Regions from separate parts of the Homo sapiens genome. Here region 1 is linked to region 2. A link is a contact called in ENCODE Hi-C or POLR2A ChIA-PET data. All regions are on one chromosome and are shown on one strand. Each heading gives the region's core, a stretch centred on a gene start or an enhancer-like site at or near the end of the contact. The rest is flanking DNA. Distances are from core to core; before and after follow the strand shown.

Region 1 (7,236 bases), core at 3,115-5,614, 360 kb before region 2:
ATCAGAATTCTAGCTTTGGTGCCTAAAACCCTAGAAAACATGAACCTAGCTTCTTGCCACTTTCTAAAGTCTAACACAGGAGGCTCTTGGGTATTTTCAGAATGAAGCCCTTCAGTACAAGGCTGACAGCTGCTTACCTGCCTTCTACCGGATTCTGGTTGATACTGTGCAGTGCTCATCAATAGGGTGCCTGGGCTCACAGAACAGGGCTGCTGGGCCCCCATGTACTGTGGCCATTCTCCATTCTCTCTATCTGCTGGCCTTCATAGCCCTTGACCAGCTTTTTCTTGCCAGGCCAGGAAAACACAATCATCTGTCTGCTTTTTGTTTGCTACCCCACACAGATGACTATGAAAATCAAATAAAAGAGCTTCAAGGGGAAGACCAAGTTCCATTTGTTACAGCTTGATTTTGCTTCATTTTGGAGGGAAAAATCAAGTGTTGGAATTATCTGATAACTTCCGAGTGGACATATAGCTGGTTTAATAGAACGTTCTGGAGCTGGGCCCTGAGTGCCAAATAAGCTGCAATTACACAATGCTGTCCCATCTGATCCTGAGTGATACCCGGGCTTTTGTGTCAACCCAGCACTGGGTCTTAGTGGATTTTCAGTCGAGTCTGGGCCTTTCAAACCCTGGGCCCATCTTTTCCTTGTCTCTTCTCCATCTTACCACCAGTCTGTCCTGCAGGGGTCCCAGCAGGTCTAAAGCCTGGGCCAGTAAGGGGAGAGCACAGAGTGGAGAGCCTGGACGTGGTGGGTGGGAGTGAGCTTAGGGGATGGCCCATAGATGCCACAGCAGGCTAGAGGTGCCAGCTGCAGATGAATGTCACCACAGCCCTCCTCTCAGCAGTCACCGACTCTGCTGACTGTACCTCCTCAGTGCCTCCCATACCCATCCCCTCCCCTACAGACACCAAGTCTTGGTGACCCAGCTGCTCCTAACTCCTCACATGCCTGGTCTGCCCTTCTCCCTCCTGCACCGCCCCTGCCCCTGAGGCACCAGAACACTCAACCATTCTCCAAATAAGGGAGGCTGTTTGTCTCTAGGCCTAGGCTTGGGCTGATCTCTCCGCCTAGAATGGCCTCTTCTCCTCCTCAACTTGGCAAACCCCTACTCCTCTTTCAAGGCTCAGCTCCACCTTCAACCTCTCACAAAGCCTTTCATGTCTCTACACAGAATTGGCCATTCCCTCTTTTTAGGCTTCCACTGTCCTGAACAGAAATCAAGGTTCCTATGAAAATACATTGCTCTAATTTATCTCCCTATATGTTGCCTTGTTAGATGAGACTGTAAGTCCCTTGAGGGCAGATGTCTAATCACATCTGTATCCCCAACACTTTCTACACTGGGTACGGACAGTGAAGACACAAACACTGAACAGAATGCATGGGTGGGTCAGCTCCTTACTCATGTCCTAGGTATCTTTTTTTCTTATACTTTTTTTTTTGGTGGCGGTTGGGGGAGCGGTCAAAACAGAAAGTGATAACTGGCTTTTCAGAATATGGCAAGTCCTAAATCCAAAGAGCTAAAAGTTGGCTGATTATAAAAGTCATCTTCTTAAGAATATAGGAATCTAATCTCAGATCCTGAGAAAAATGACTGCTGTCTGTTGTTGGGCTCATCTTTTCCCCCAGATTGGCCTGCCTAATACTAGTACTTCTATGAAGTGGTCCTGCAAAGAGCTATTAGTCAAACCTATTCCACAGCTTAGAAATGAAAGAGACACAAAATTTTATAAGTCCTTGAAGGCAAGGTCTACATCTTTATCTTCCCTGAGGTGCTAAGCACAATATCTTCTAAAGGATGCTTGACAGTATTTGTGAAATAAATATTAAAGAAAAAATATTATAATAAGTCTTTGGCATATTTATCTTGTGTCTAAGTGAAATGATTTACAGAAAATGATAGTTTGTGCTCATTTCCATATTTACCCAAGAAATGGCAGAGGAAGGGAGTGATAAAAATATTGATCACATGTATGAGTTAGGATAAAGGAAGAAAGATAGTACATATTACTCCAAATGACAGTTTTTTGGTAATCGATATTTTCCTCTTTAAAGCACAAAAATTTTCCATTTCAACTCTTTATACTGTTTTAAAATATGTATTACGTTCTTCTCTGCCTTAGTGAACTGAAGATACCAAATATAGTGGAACATTTTCTTAAGGATTCAGGAGTAACAAAATGATCTGCTGTTTATAATATGCCATGGATATAGACAGTTCTACACATTAAGCTGCACAAAGACATGCCTAAGATTTGCTTTCTTAAATCCTTGTTATTGGCATGTTTTCTTTTTCTTTAACAATTTACCTCTTTTTCATAAAAGCAAAGCACAGATTGTATAGTTGTACAACTCTTTGCCTCTGTAACATTAAGCTTTCCTGCAGACACACACTAGTAGATCAGAGCCTGAGACAGCATTCTCCTAGGATATTTCTCATCCACGCGCAGTAACATGAGTACTGTCCTGTGGGGCTTTCACACTGTAGAAGCTTCTAAACATTCTAATTTCAGAATCAAACACATTTTAAACTTGTAGTTAATTTAAGCAATCTAAAAGTATATTTTGGATACCCACTCATGTTTGTACTGGGTGTCATAGAATAACAAGTTTGAGGATTTTTTTTTTTTTTTGTCCATAAGACACTCAGAGTCTGCTGGGAAATAAAGGACAAATATGAAAACATATATAATACAGGATTATAATTACACACTGATGGAATAAAGTGTAATTTTTAACTCACTGTCACAATAATATATAGAATGCTAACTCCCTGTGAACTTGTGGGATATCAATGATAAAAATTACTATAGCTAAGTTGCAATTTGGGAGCCACAGGTAAACTTTGGTCTTTTAGAGTACTTATTTCTGAGTTATTTGTTGAGGGTGCCAGATAATAAAGGTTTAAAACCCCTCATATGATTAACTGGAAATATATTTTATAGATACTTATAGCAAAAACATAATGAGCCATTCACTCCAGCTCAGAGCTACTGAATCTCTAAATCCAAGTCTTTTTTCAGAACAAGGAGGCATGAGGAATATCTTGTCTGACTTCTTTGGCCATGGTAAAGCATTTCTTTCCTTGTTCATCATGAATGTATGAAATGTATATCTAAGCCCAGAACACTCTTGCAATTAGAGCAGAACATAACTGACAGCCTATTCTGGCTTATCAGTGCCAGGACACTTTGAGCAAGTAACTTTATCCAACTTCCTAGAATATTCAAGTACACAATGATGCTGTTTAGAGGAAGAGATATTGCCTTATTCATCTGTATCTCTTCTAAAAGCCAGCCCAGGGCCTGGCTTATGTAACATATGCTTAGCAAATATTTTGAGCATATAATATGTCCATTAATATGATATTACCTTTCCACTTTCCTCAGAACATCTGTGTTTTTCGAAGTGCAATCCTGTGATTTTTTTCACGCCAGAATTGCCTCTATATTTCCTACAATTCAGATTCCTAGGTTTCATTTTAGACTCACTGACTCTGAATCTGCCAATAGTGAGGGCCAGGAATCTGCCGTTTTAGTAGGCAACCTAGGTAATTTGAGACTTACACTTTTCAAAAATTGCTTAGAATTTTATCAAAAGAAAAGGGTAAAATCTTACCACAATAAAGCTTGGTCTTCTCATTTCACAAACTAACTCACCATTAAAATTATCTTTGAAATGCAGTTACTGTAATAATTTGAACCTTTTATGTAACTTTTCCCTTCATTACTCTTTAATGGCATTCAAGCTGAGAGTCAGACTTGGACAGTGCTGTTATGTTTTCAGTAAACCAATGAGGCACAAAATGGTTTCCTGGAGAAAACATTGATAGTTTGGGACATTAGCTATGTGGGAAAACTCAACATTAACTGTCTCCCTAGACAGGGAAATGAAAAGTCCCTATTTCAAAACATTCTCCATAAGACCTGTAAAACTCTGATAATTTCTGTGGCATTTTACATGATAGAAGAATAGGACAGGTTACAGAGATGTGAAAATGCAATTCAGTAAACAAATACTTACTGAGCATCTATAACGTAAAGCCAGGCCCTGGGCTGGCTTTCAGAGGACACACAGAGATGAGTAAAACAACGTCTTGTGCCTTAGACAGTCTGAGTATAGTGTGACAAGGGCAGCGACTGGCAAAGCAGCATGCTCTTCGTTCTGACCAAAGGATTACATAAACCACTACAAGGAGATGGGATTTTTGCCAGATTTTGAGGATGTTGAGTTAGGCCCTACACGCAAAGGGAACAGGGTAAACAAAGGCACAGGAGGAAAGCATGTTCAGGAAGTGACCCCCAGTCCCTGTGGCTGGCGCTAGGCTTTGTGGGGTGGAGGAGTGGCAGGAGGAGCTGAGGCTGCAGGGGCAGGCTGGGGCCACGTGTGAAAGGTCTACTGCCTCCATAAATAGATTCTGGCCTCACTTTCTATATTTGATTTTGCCTGACCCATCAAGCTGAAGCAACTTTTGAACGCAATTTGACATTTTAAGAACACTTGATGGAAATCCAAAGCATATTCATGAATACACATTTTCATTTCAGAAGGAAGCATAATTTATTCAAGAGCATAACTAATAGTATGAGATCTAAAATGCTTTCCAGTTTATCTTACATGCAAACTTCTTTTCTAAGAGACAGCCCCTGGTACCATATTTAAATCAGTATTTTATAACAGAAGCATTCACCAAGGACTCATAATGAGATTTCAGTGAGGTTGAACCCAGAATGTTCTACCTTCCCCCAAATTTTACTAATAGGAGTCTGTATTTGATTCATTTTCTACTTTATTATTCATAAAATGGATTTAAAACCTTGAAAACAAGGCATTAATATTTTCTACAGCAATAAGATATATTAACCTAAAATTTCTGGACTACCTTTTTAGGCAATTAGGATGTATTTTAGATTAAAGAAGCTTAACTAGCTCTTATAATGAGCTTTCACTGTACAAATGACAAAAGATTTTTCCTTAGAACTAAGGCACCTTCCCTTTGGTCTCCTCCTGCATGTCAGTGGTTCTGTCATTAAACAACAGACCACTCCTTTCTGCACTTCCTAACAAAAATAGTTACGTTCCTGAGAAGGGCCTCAGGAAAAAAAAGTCAAAAGGAAAGCTGGCTGGTTTTAAATACCTGTGTTTCCACTTAGGGTATCATTGACTCATAAGACTTATATAGACTAAATTATTTTAGGCTTTCTAGGAAGTTATCCAACAGAAGAGCCAATTACAGTGTGGCAAAGCTGACAAAATGCACATGTAACCACATGAGCAATGGAGTCACTTGAGCAATCTGGCCATATCTATTCCTTTATTTTTATGTTAAGAAGGCAATTTATAGATTTCCAGGAAAAACTATCCAGTATATGACTAATATGCCCCTTGGCTAGTTTGCCATAATTCCAGAAGCTGTTTTCATCTAAATTCAAATTATTCATGGTATCTGTGACAACACACTTTTTAAAGACAAACATTTACACGAGAAAAATTCAGCATAGGTTTTAACTGAAGTCCATATTCTAAAATCTTTACAACTCAAAGCAAACCTCCAGGGTCAGTGCTAGCCACAATGTCCGGTAATACAATGTTTTCATCTTTAATTCCTATTAGAAGAGTACATTCTGGACAATATTTTCAAAGAGTTCCTTACATGAAAATGTGTACCTGGCTCCATACAGAAAAGCAGGCTGTGTGAATGTGCAGTAAGTATGTCATTAGCGCATGTTTACAATAGGAGGAAATGAAGAAAGTAGAAAGACTCAGTCCTTTGACTCCCAACGCATGAGGACAGAATGACCTCATCTCAGTATGCCTCCTCATTTGGGCCTGGCAGGGCATTAACAATAAGATGACGGGCTGAACATTATTAGGACACTAAAGCACAGTGGACTCTTTGCCACTTACTATAAGCAATAATGATTGTTATAACTCTCATCTATTGAGCACTTCTCATATGCCAAGCACAGTGTTCAGCATTTGGCATAATACTCTCTTAAGCTTTGCAACAACTGCATGAGTTAATAATGTATTATTATCATCCTTATTTTATGAATAAAGAAAACAGATTTAGCAAAATTCAGCAACTTGCTCAAAATCACATGGTGCTATTAAGTTGCAGAGATAAGATTGGTCTGCAGAAGGACCTTTCCTTTCTGTGGCTTATTTCTGTTAAAGAATACACCTGGGAAACCTTTGTACACATGAGATTTACTCAGAAAATTTATAAAAAATGTAATAAGGTAAAGGCAAGGGCCATTAACCAAATGATTCCGATTATCCTGCTTGCCTAAATCTTTCCCTGTGGTGGTTAGATGCTGCCTGTTACAGTAACTCCTCATTTAACAGGAAGTCAGACGATTGCTAGTGCCCAGAGCACAAGTGAAAACCCTGAGCAATGTAAAACAAGTGTCTGAGTATTGGTGCTGTGATAAAAGACCTTGAATTTTATTCTGAAAAAACTGGAGACATTGTTAATGACACAAGGTCTAATGGCCTAACTGTATGTGTAATCTAAACATATGTACAATTGCCTGCATATATAGTCTTGTATGTAAAATCTATTTATATGTATGATTGATGCATAATCTTGTATGTACAATCTGGTAACATAACAGGGAGAGAGCAACAAGAAAAGAAATGGTAACCAACAGCAGTGGGAAGGAGAGGAAAAAAACCCATGAAACCCTGTAATTTGTGGCCTTCTAGTTTAGGGAGCAAATACAGTAGTACATTACTCAATGGCCAATGGACATCACTCACATATAGAGAAGCACAATTTTTGATGCTCTTAATGACTGAGATATTTTAAAAAGTTATTTTAACTTTAAAATTGGACAGATCCGTGTTTGAACCCTGGATTTAGTCACAATATTTGTGTAATAAAAATAAAGAATTTACTTTTGTAGGATATTGTGAGAATTGAGACAATATATGAAATCACCTAGAATTTAGTACTTCTTCAAAAAAATATTATTTTCCTTCAAAGAACTCTTTCACAAGGCAAAGAAGAGTGTGATAACTTGGGATACTTTTTTCCTTGTTAAAAATGTAATCAGATTTAGCCACTTAAAGGTACTGGCATGAATTCTTGGGAAAATGTAACTATATAGAATCTTTCATTTTCCAACAAAGCCAGGAAGACAGTGTTTATACTACTGAGAACTCAAACAGTCAAGGTAGCTTATCTACTTAAGAGTATGTCAGACCTTGGAAAATCTAGATCATGC
Region 2 (6,953 bases), core at 1,324-3,823:
TCCTACTGTCAGCCGTGGCCACCCCTGAGCCTGCTGTAGGGTGATGAAGAACCTGAGAGTCAGATCTGTTTATTAAGCTACTATTCATTTAATGTTGCAGATGCCACGCTCTGTCCTGTGTGTAGTGGATACTGCAGTGAATTAGCCACTGCCTCAGCTCTCAAAGGCAGATACCTTTGGTTATTTCACAAATACAACAAAATCCCACAGAAACTTAGATATGGGGTTCAAAACTCAAGAGAAGAAAATGCAGAATTCTCCAAGTCTCAAAAGGCAGAAAAATAAAAATAGAGGGTTTAAGATTCTTCCTGGGGCCTGAAAGCTTAAGATGAATAACTCCTCCCTTCTCAGGCCCAGTTCCAAGGTGCAAGGCTACTTGTGCCAGCAAGATAGCAGAAGCAGGACAAGAGCTGGCTGGAAGACACCTACCGTGGTGGGAAGACATGTACCCGTGAAGATCGAGAAAGAGTCCATCCGGGTACAACGTAGCAGTTACGTCAGACTAGGACACTTCCTGTTTACAGGAGACTATAAAACCTTTGCCGCGTCCTCACTTGGGGCTGATGCCATTTTAGGCCTCAGCCCACCTGCACCCAGGCGCTCATTAAAACAGCATGTTGCGGCCGGGCGCGGTGGCTCACGCCTGTAATCCCAGCACTTTGGGAGGCCGAGGCGGGTGGATCATGAGGTCAGGAGATCGAGACCATCCTGGCTAACAAGGTGAAACCCCGTCTCTACTAAAAATACAAAAAATTAGCCGGGCGCGGTGGCGGGCGCCTGTAGTCCCAGCTACTCGGGAGGCTGAGGCAGGAGAATGGCGTGAACCCGGGAAGCGGAGCTTGCAGTGAGCCGAGATTGCGCCACTGCAGTCCGCAGTCCGACCTGGGCGACAGAGCGAGACTCCGTCTCAAAAAAAAAAAAAAAAAAAAAAAAAAAAACAGCATGTTGCTCCACACCGCCTCGTGTTGTGTGTCGGCGCGCTCGCAGGGTTCGAACCGATACAAGAACCTTACAGAGGGTAGTTATTAGGCCTGGTCACACATGTCCCATGACTTCTACTTCCTGGCACATGGTAGGGTGGCAGTTTCCTGCCCTCTGGAGGCTAGAAGCGGTGGCCAATTGAATGTGCGTGAGAGTGATGTGTATAACTTTCTGGGAGGAACTTGAGGAGCCACTGGATTCCCCACGGCTCATTGTGGCTGTGGTCATTCGTGATTACGCAGGCCGGCATTGCCCAGCCTCTCTGGCGAATATAGAAGCCTAAACTTAGGTATGCACATTTGGGTGTGGTCCAGGCTGGGAAAGTCCCAGAGGATCACAAGGTGGTTTCTTCCCCAATCTCCCTGTGTTTTTAGGACAGGAGCAAGGAGAAGAATGGGACCCAATCTCATTCCAGCCCAGCGGTGCTGTCGCAAGGTGTGAGTCTTGGGGTGCCTGTAATAACTGAGTGCCTACAATCTGCACGAGGCTCTGAGTCAGCCTCAGGATGCTGCAGGGGACATCCTGCAGCTTGGCTCTCTTGGCTCCATCCTCATGACGCTGGAATTCTATAATAGGGTGGGGAGACTGGACGGGGAGGCAGGTAAATGAAAACAATCAGGTGAGAATTAAGATGCTCGGAAGGAAATGAGACTGGACAGCCGCTCCAGCGAGGGTGTCCACAAAACCCTCTAGAGGACATGATGTGGCAAGGAGCCAGCTCTGCGGGGGAACAGGTGTAGAGCCAGGAGCAGGAACAAGCTTGGAACAGCCGAGGGACAGAAACAGAGACCCGCATGGCTTGAGTATGGTGAATGCAGCATCGATGCCAGGGGATAAGACAGGCGCAATCAGGGAGGGCTTTCCAGAGGAACAGGCGTGAAGAACTGTGGAAGTTAGAGTTGGGGAGAGGCGTCCTGGCTGTGTCGCTTCCTCATTGCGCGGCTTTGGTCAAGTTATTTGACCTCTCCAAGCCTCAGGTGGCCCTGTAAAAGGTGACTATAATGACTGCCTAGCAGGGTTGCTAAGAGGAGTGCCCGAGGCATGGCGGCGCCGCGTGGAGCAGGGCGCTGGGAGGCGGCGGCCCTGCGGCGTGGCGCGGCTGGAGCGCGTGGCGCCGGGGAGGGTCCCCGACACGCCTTCCCCCAAGCTGACCCCAGGTCACCCCTGCAGGGCGCCCGAAGCGCCCGCACGCGAGGGGGCGGTCCCCGGAGGCTCCGCCCCGACGGTCCGGCCGCGGCCCAGGCCGGGAGGTGGAGCGCGGCTGCCGCCAGCTGGTCCACTGACAACTGCTGCCAGCTGGAAGGCGCGTAGGGCGAGAGGTGGCGCGTCCTCAGCTTTCCAGTCTTCGATTCCGCCCGCTTTCCGAGTGAGAAACGCAGGCCTCTCTCTTCCGTGAAGCAGCGTCTTGTCTCTGCACCTCCTCTGTGCTGTCTCTTTAAGAGGTCAGCGGGCTGCTCCGCCTCTTGGGAATTTGATTGGTCTCTCCCACTTTTTTTTTTTTTTCCCCCAGTGATGACTTATTCCTATAGGCTGCTGGAGGTTAGAGGGCGGGCCTGAGTGATAACAGGGACTCTGGGACTCTGGGACTTGTGGGACTGTGGCCGTTTTCGCAATTTGGGCTGGACGAAAAAGACGGTCTTGCTTTCCCGGTCGCCGCTGTCGGGAAGGGCTGCAGGGTGTCCGCGAGACCCGCGGCCCGGCGAGCTGACCCCGCCTCGCCTTTCCTGCCTAGCCCTCATTCCACGGAGCCGGTCGCGCCCGGTCCTTGCGCGACGCTTCCCGGCCCAGGCCGCCTGGTCTGGCGCTGGAGGCCGGAGTCCCGCGGCCTGTGCTGGATCCGCGCACACCCAGTGGCGGCGGATGGGCGGCCGGGGCGGCCGGGGCGGCCGGTCCTGAGCGCGGCCCGGGCTGTCAGGTAAGGAGGGGCCTTCTCCCCGTCTCCTGCCGCAGCTAGAGGGGGAGCCCCGTCCCTCGCCCCGGCGGGAAGCCCAGCCGCCGTTCCCCTCCTTGCTCCGCGAGCGGCCCATTTCCGCTCGGGCGCAGCTCGGACGGCCAAGGCGGCGTTTGGGAGGGAAGGCCCTGGATGTGGGAACCCACGGGAGGGGTGCCGGGCAGTCGGGAGTCGCTCGGGGCGCGGGGGCACGCGAGGCCCGGGAGGGAGCCGCACGTAGCGGCGTCGGGCTCGGCCCCGGCTGGAGGCAGTGCGGGTGGAGATCCGGACCTCGGCGACCCGGTCCGGCGCGGGGTGGCGGCACGGGCTCCAGCCCCACGGTGGCTGCCCGCAGCGGCCGAGGTGCTCCTGAGCCAAGCCTGCCGCCGGTTCGGGGCTTTGCTGCCCCGTGAGGGGGCCATGTCGAAGCCTCCGCTCCCTCTGGACTCGGGGAATGCAGGTGGGGGCTGGCTTTGCCCTCTTCTCTGCAGTGAGGAGGGGCCGCAGGGTCGTCCAGTCCCCAGCGGGGCTTGGCGGTGCTGGAGATTCAGTTGTTCCCGTCATAACAACCTGTTGAGGGCTCGTGTCGTGCCAGGCCTTGTTCTAGGGGACCGAGTCCTGAGCACTCCCGGGATAGAGAGTAGTAAATACCCAGACGCGGCTCGGGCGCTGGAGACAGCTGAGAAGGGAAGGCTTCTCAGAGGAGGTGTCAGGAGAGAGCTGGGGGAGAGCCAGCCCAAAGGCCCTGAGGAACGGACCAGCTCAGCAGGTGGAAGGCAAGCAGGGAGGGCAAGGTGCAGGTCAGATTGGGCCCAGGCCTCCCCATCTTACTGGGGTCTCCGGCTTAGGACAGGGACCACACGCCTGCCAGCCCCAAGGCCGAAGGACAACAGGGGAGAGCAAAGTAACTTACTTGGCCTCTGCCCTATGGAGCCTTCCCCACCTTGTCACCCCTGGGCTCCACCCCTTCTCACCACCCTTAGGCCCTAGGGTTTGTAAGCTCAACAACCCGTCGGTGTGGGAAGCACTGAGGGCCCCTCTCCCCAGGGTTTCCTATCCGGTAGCTGTGGGTGGGGTTTGGTCAATCCTGTTGCACAGATGAGAGAGCAGGGAAAGCTGAGTCCCAGAGAGGAGAGAGAAGGCCTTACCCAGTCGTTCTCAGCGGGTCCTGCATTGCGTGACCATGACCTGAGCCTAGCCAGCATCCTGTCCCTCAACTGGGTGGGAGGGAGGGAGGCAGAGGCCCCTGGAATGTTGTGAGTCTGGGAGACTCCTCCCAGGTGGAAGAAACAGTCTGTCCCAGTTTCCCTGTTCCTGGGAGGCCTGGGGTTGCCCAGGGTGCTCTGCACCGCAGGAATTCCTCCTCTGAGAATCACCCCTGGGCTCCACCCCTTCTCACCACCCCTTCTCACCACCCTTAGGCCCCTATCGTGAGCTGACCAACCCCTCCCACTTCTTTGTCAGTGCTTGGGAGCATCAGTCTAAGAGAACTAAGTAGAGAAGGCTGAGGACTGACCCCTTCTCTGCCTCTCCTCTCCTCTGTATAAGGGGACAGTAATTGTCCTCTCTCCCTTAGAAGGCGATGCCATTGTTAAGTGTGTCACCACGTGTAAAGCACTGAGCACCATGTCTGCACATAGGAAGTGTGCATCCTATTAACTAAAAGTCAGTGCGGGCCAGGCGCAGTGGCTCATGCCTGTAATCGTAGCACTTTGGGAGGCTGAAGTGGGTGGATCATCTGAGGTCAGGAGTTTGAGACCAGCTTGGCCAACATGGTGAAACCCCATTTCTACTAAAAATACAAAAATTAGCCGGGTGTGGTGGTGCACACCTGTAATCCCAGCTACTCAGGAGGCTGAGGCGGGAGAATCGCTTGAATCCAGGAGGCGGAGGTTGCAGTGACCCAAGATCGCACCATTGCACTCCAGCCTAGGTGACAAAGCGAGACTCTGTCTCAAAAAAAAAAAAAAAAAAAAGTCAGTGCTTCAGTTATTTCCTAAGCTTTGATACGTAATGGCAATCCTGGTATGGCCAGCAGCCCCATAACCCCAGTGTGGTTGCTGGATCAAGTAGCAGCAGCAGGGGCACCACCTGGGAGCCTGTGGGAAACACAGACTGTTCAGCCCTACCCCTGCCCTTGGGAGCAGCATCTGCATGTTAACAACACCAGGGTATTTCCCACATCAGGTCTGAGAAGATAGCTCTAGAACAAGCCTGGTGCTCTTGACCCACAGGTGGAGAAGCCGAGGCCTGGAGAGGGGCACCTGGCAAGTTGTTGACTGGGGGCCTGGGCTCTGGAGACAGACAGCCTGGATTGCTGGCCTGGCAAGTGGCTGCCCCTCTGAGCTCCACGTGCACAATGCGGATAACATAAGTACCTCCCTCCCAGGGTTGGAGGCCAGGGCTCAGAGGTTAGGCACAGAGGTTACTACGTTGTTGGCAGGGGAGTGGGGGCAGGCAGAGCAGCTGACACCTCCTCTGTGTTTCCTCAGACCCCACAGCAATGGGGGCTTCACAAGAGGTCCATGGACCTGGGAACCAATTCCTTTCCCTCCTTGCCCTTCAGTCTCTTCTCTGGTAATCCCAGCAACTTGGGAGGCTGAGGTGGGAGAATTGCTTGAACCCGGGAGGTGGAGGTTGCAGTGAGCCGACATCGCGCCACTGCACTCCAGCCTGGACGACAGAGCAAGACTCTGTCTCAAAAAAAAAAAAAAAAAAAGAAAAGCAGCAACCACCTTTGTACATGTGTCACTTTTGTAGATGTTTACATCCCTGGTTTTGTTTGATCCTTACGGCACCCTTATTAGGCAGATGTTGTCCCCATGATACTTGGAGGGGGAGTGACTCACCCCAGGTCACACAGCAAGCACGTGGCAGAACCAGCAGTGCAGCCCCGTCTTGTTGACTCCAAAATCTGTGTTAGCTGGAGGTTTTTCACTGGTGAATTAGAGAAGTCAGACTCAAACTGGCCTAGGCAGAAAAGGGGATTTGTTGGGTTTTATAACTGAAAAGTCCAAGCGGGTAGGACTGGCTTTGGATGTGGCTGAATCCAGGGGCTCCAGTGAGCTCATCAAGATCTGTCTCCATCCGTGTCTCAGCTCTCCACTCCTCCGCGTCGGCTTTACTCTGAGGCGGGTACCTGAGCGTGAGGTCAAGGTGGTACAGCCCTGACTTACTGAGCTCAGCAGAGAGTGTTTCCTCAATTGTCAATGAGAATCTGCCCTGAGACTTTTGCTCTAATAATTTATTCTAATAATAATTTAGATCAAAAGCCTCAGGGCAGATTTTCATTGGCCAGGGTGATGGAACATCCTGACTAGCCAGACTTAGATCACAGGTGCATTCCCTGGGTTGTGAAGGGTTAGTCACGCATCCCTAAACTTCCAGAGAGTCTAGAGTCTGGGAGCTGAGTTTCCACCTCAGGAAAACGGTGCTCTTACCAACTGGCAGCAGCCTGGATGCTGGGCAGGCAAAACCAGAAGCCCACCCCGCCCTCCATACCCTGGACTCTGCCTGACTCCCCCACTCTCCTACTCCCTGCCCCTGTTCCTCCCCACTGGCCTCTGTGCCTCAAGGGGCCTCTCAGCTTGCTGGTGACTGCTGGGTGCCTGGCCTGCACCCTGGCCCTGCCCGTCTTGGGGCTGCGTGACATTCCATTCTGGGTCAGAGTTGGTGCTGGGCTGCTAGGACCAGGCGTTCACTCTGCCTGGCTTGGCTTTATAATAGGGGTGGGGATAGCTGGTCATGGTGGCCCACACCTGTAATCTCAGCACTTTGGGAGGCTCAGGCAGGTGGATCACTTGAGGTCCAGAGTTCTAGACCAGCCTGGCCAACATGGCAAAACCCTGTCTCTACTAAAAATACAAAAATTAGCCAGGTGTGGTGGTGCACACTTGTGATCCTAGCTACTTGGGAGGCTGAGATGGGAAGACTCCTTGAACCCAGAAGGCTGAACTTGGGAAGCAGAGGTTGCAGTGAGCTGAGATTGCACCACTGCACTCTAGCCTGGGTGACAGAGTGAGACTTTGTCTGAAAAATATAT

What was found. Hi-C counts contacts between places; a loop is a spot of excess contacts on that map. ChIA-PET counts read pairs that join two places held with the same protein, here RNA polymerase II (POLR2A). Pooled maps may share reads with other maps.
Region 1: a pooled map shows a loop between it and region 2 (1.8-fold over the local background). The contact joins the enhancer-like site here to the promoter of TPRA1 in region 2. A Hi-C loop is called at or near these places in 2 of 168 maps with a recorded cell type or tissue (MCF 10A and PC-9) and 4 of 50 pooled maps. POLR2A ChIA-PET finds 5 or more read pairs at or near these places in 4 of 52 experiments (AG04449, MCF 10A, PC-9 and 1 more).

The regions. Positions count from the first base shown.
Region 1 is chr3:127,951,866-127,959,101 of GRCh38, reverse strand. The region is part of intron 4 of KBTBD12 (kelch repeat and BTB domain containing 12); the gene reads right to left. Among named protein-coding and RNA genes, the nearest start is that of KBTBD12, 40 kb to the right of the region's middle. Within about 2 kb of position 4,364, at least 7 of the 41 ENCODE cell types and tissues checked have a DNase peak (open chromatin) inside an H3K27ac peak, as active enhancers do.
Region 2 is chr3:127,586,353-127,593,305 of GRCh38, reverse strand. It overlaps TPRA1 (transmembrane protein adipocyte associated 1), which reads left to right and starts at 2,573. Exons shown (of 11, transcript NM_001136053.4): 1 at 2,573-2,896. MIR7976 (microRNA 7976) reads left to right here and starts at 6,130; the gene lies at 6,130-6,195. RefSeq lists silencers at 1,921-2,250, 2,751-3,220 and enhancers at 2,954-3,630, 3,631-4,308.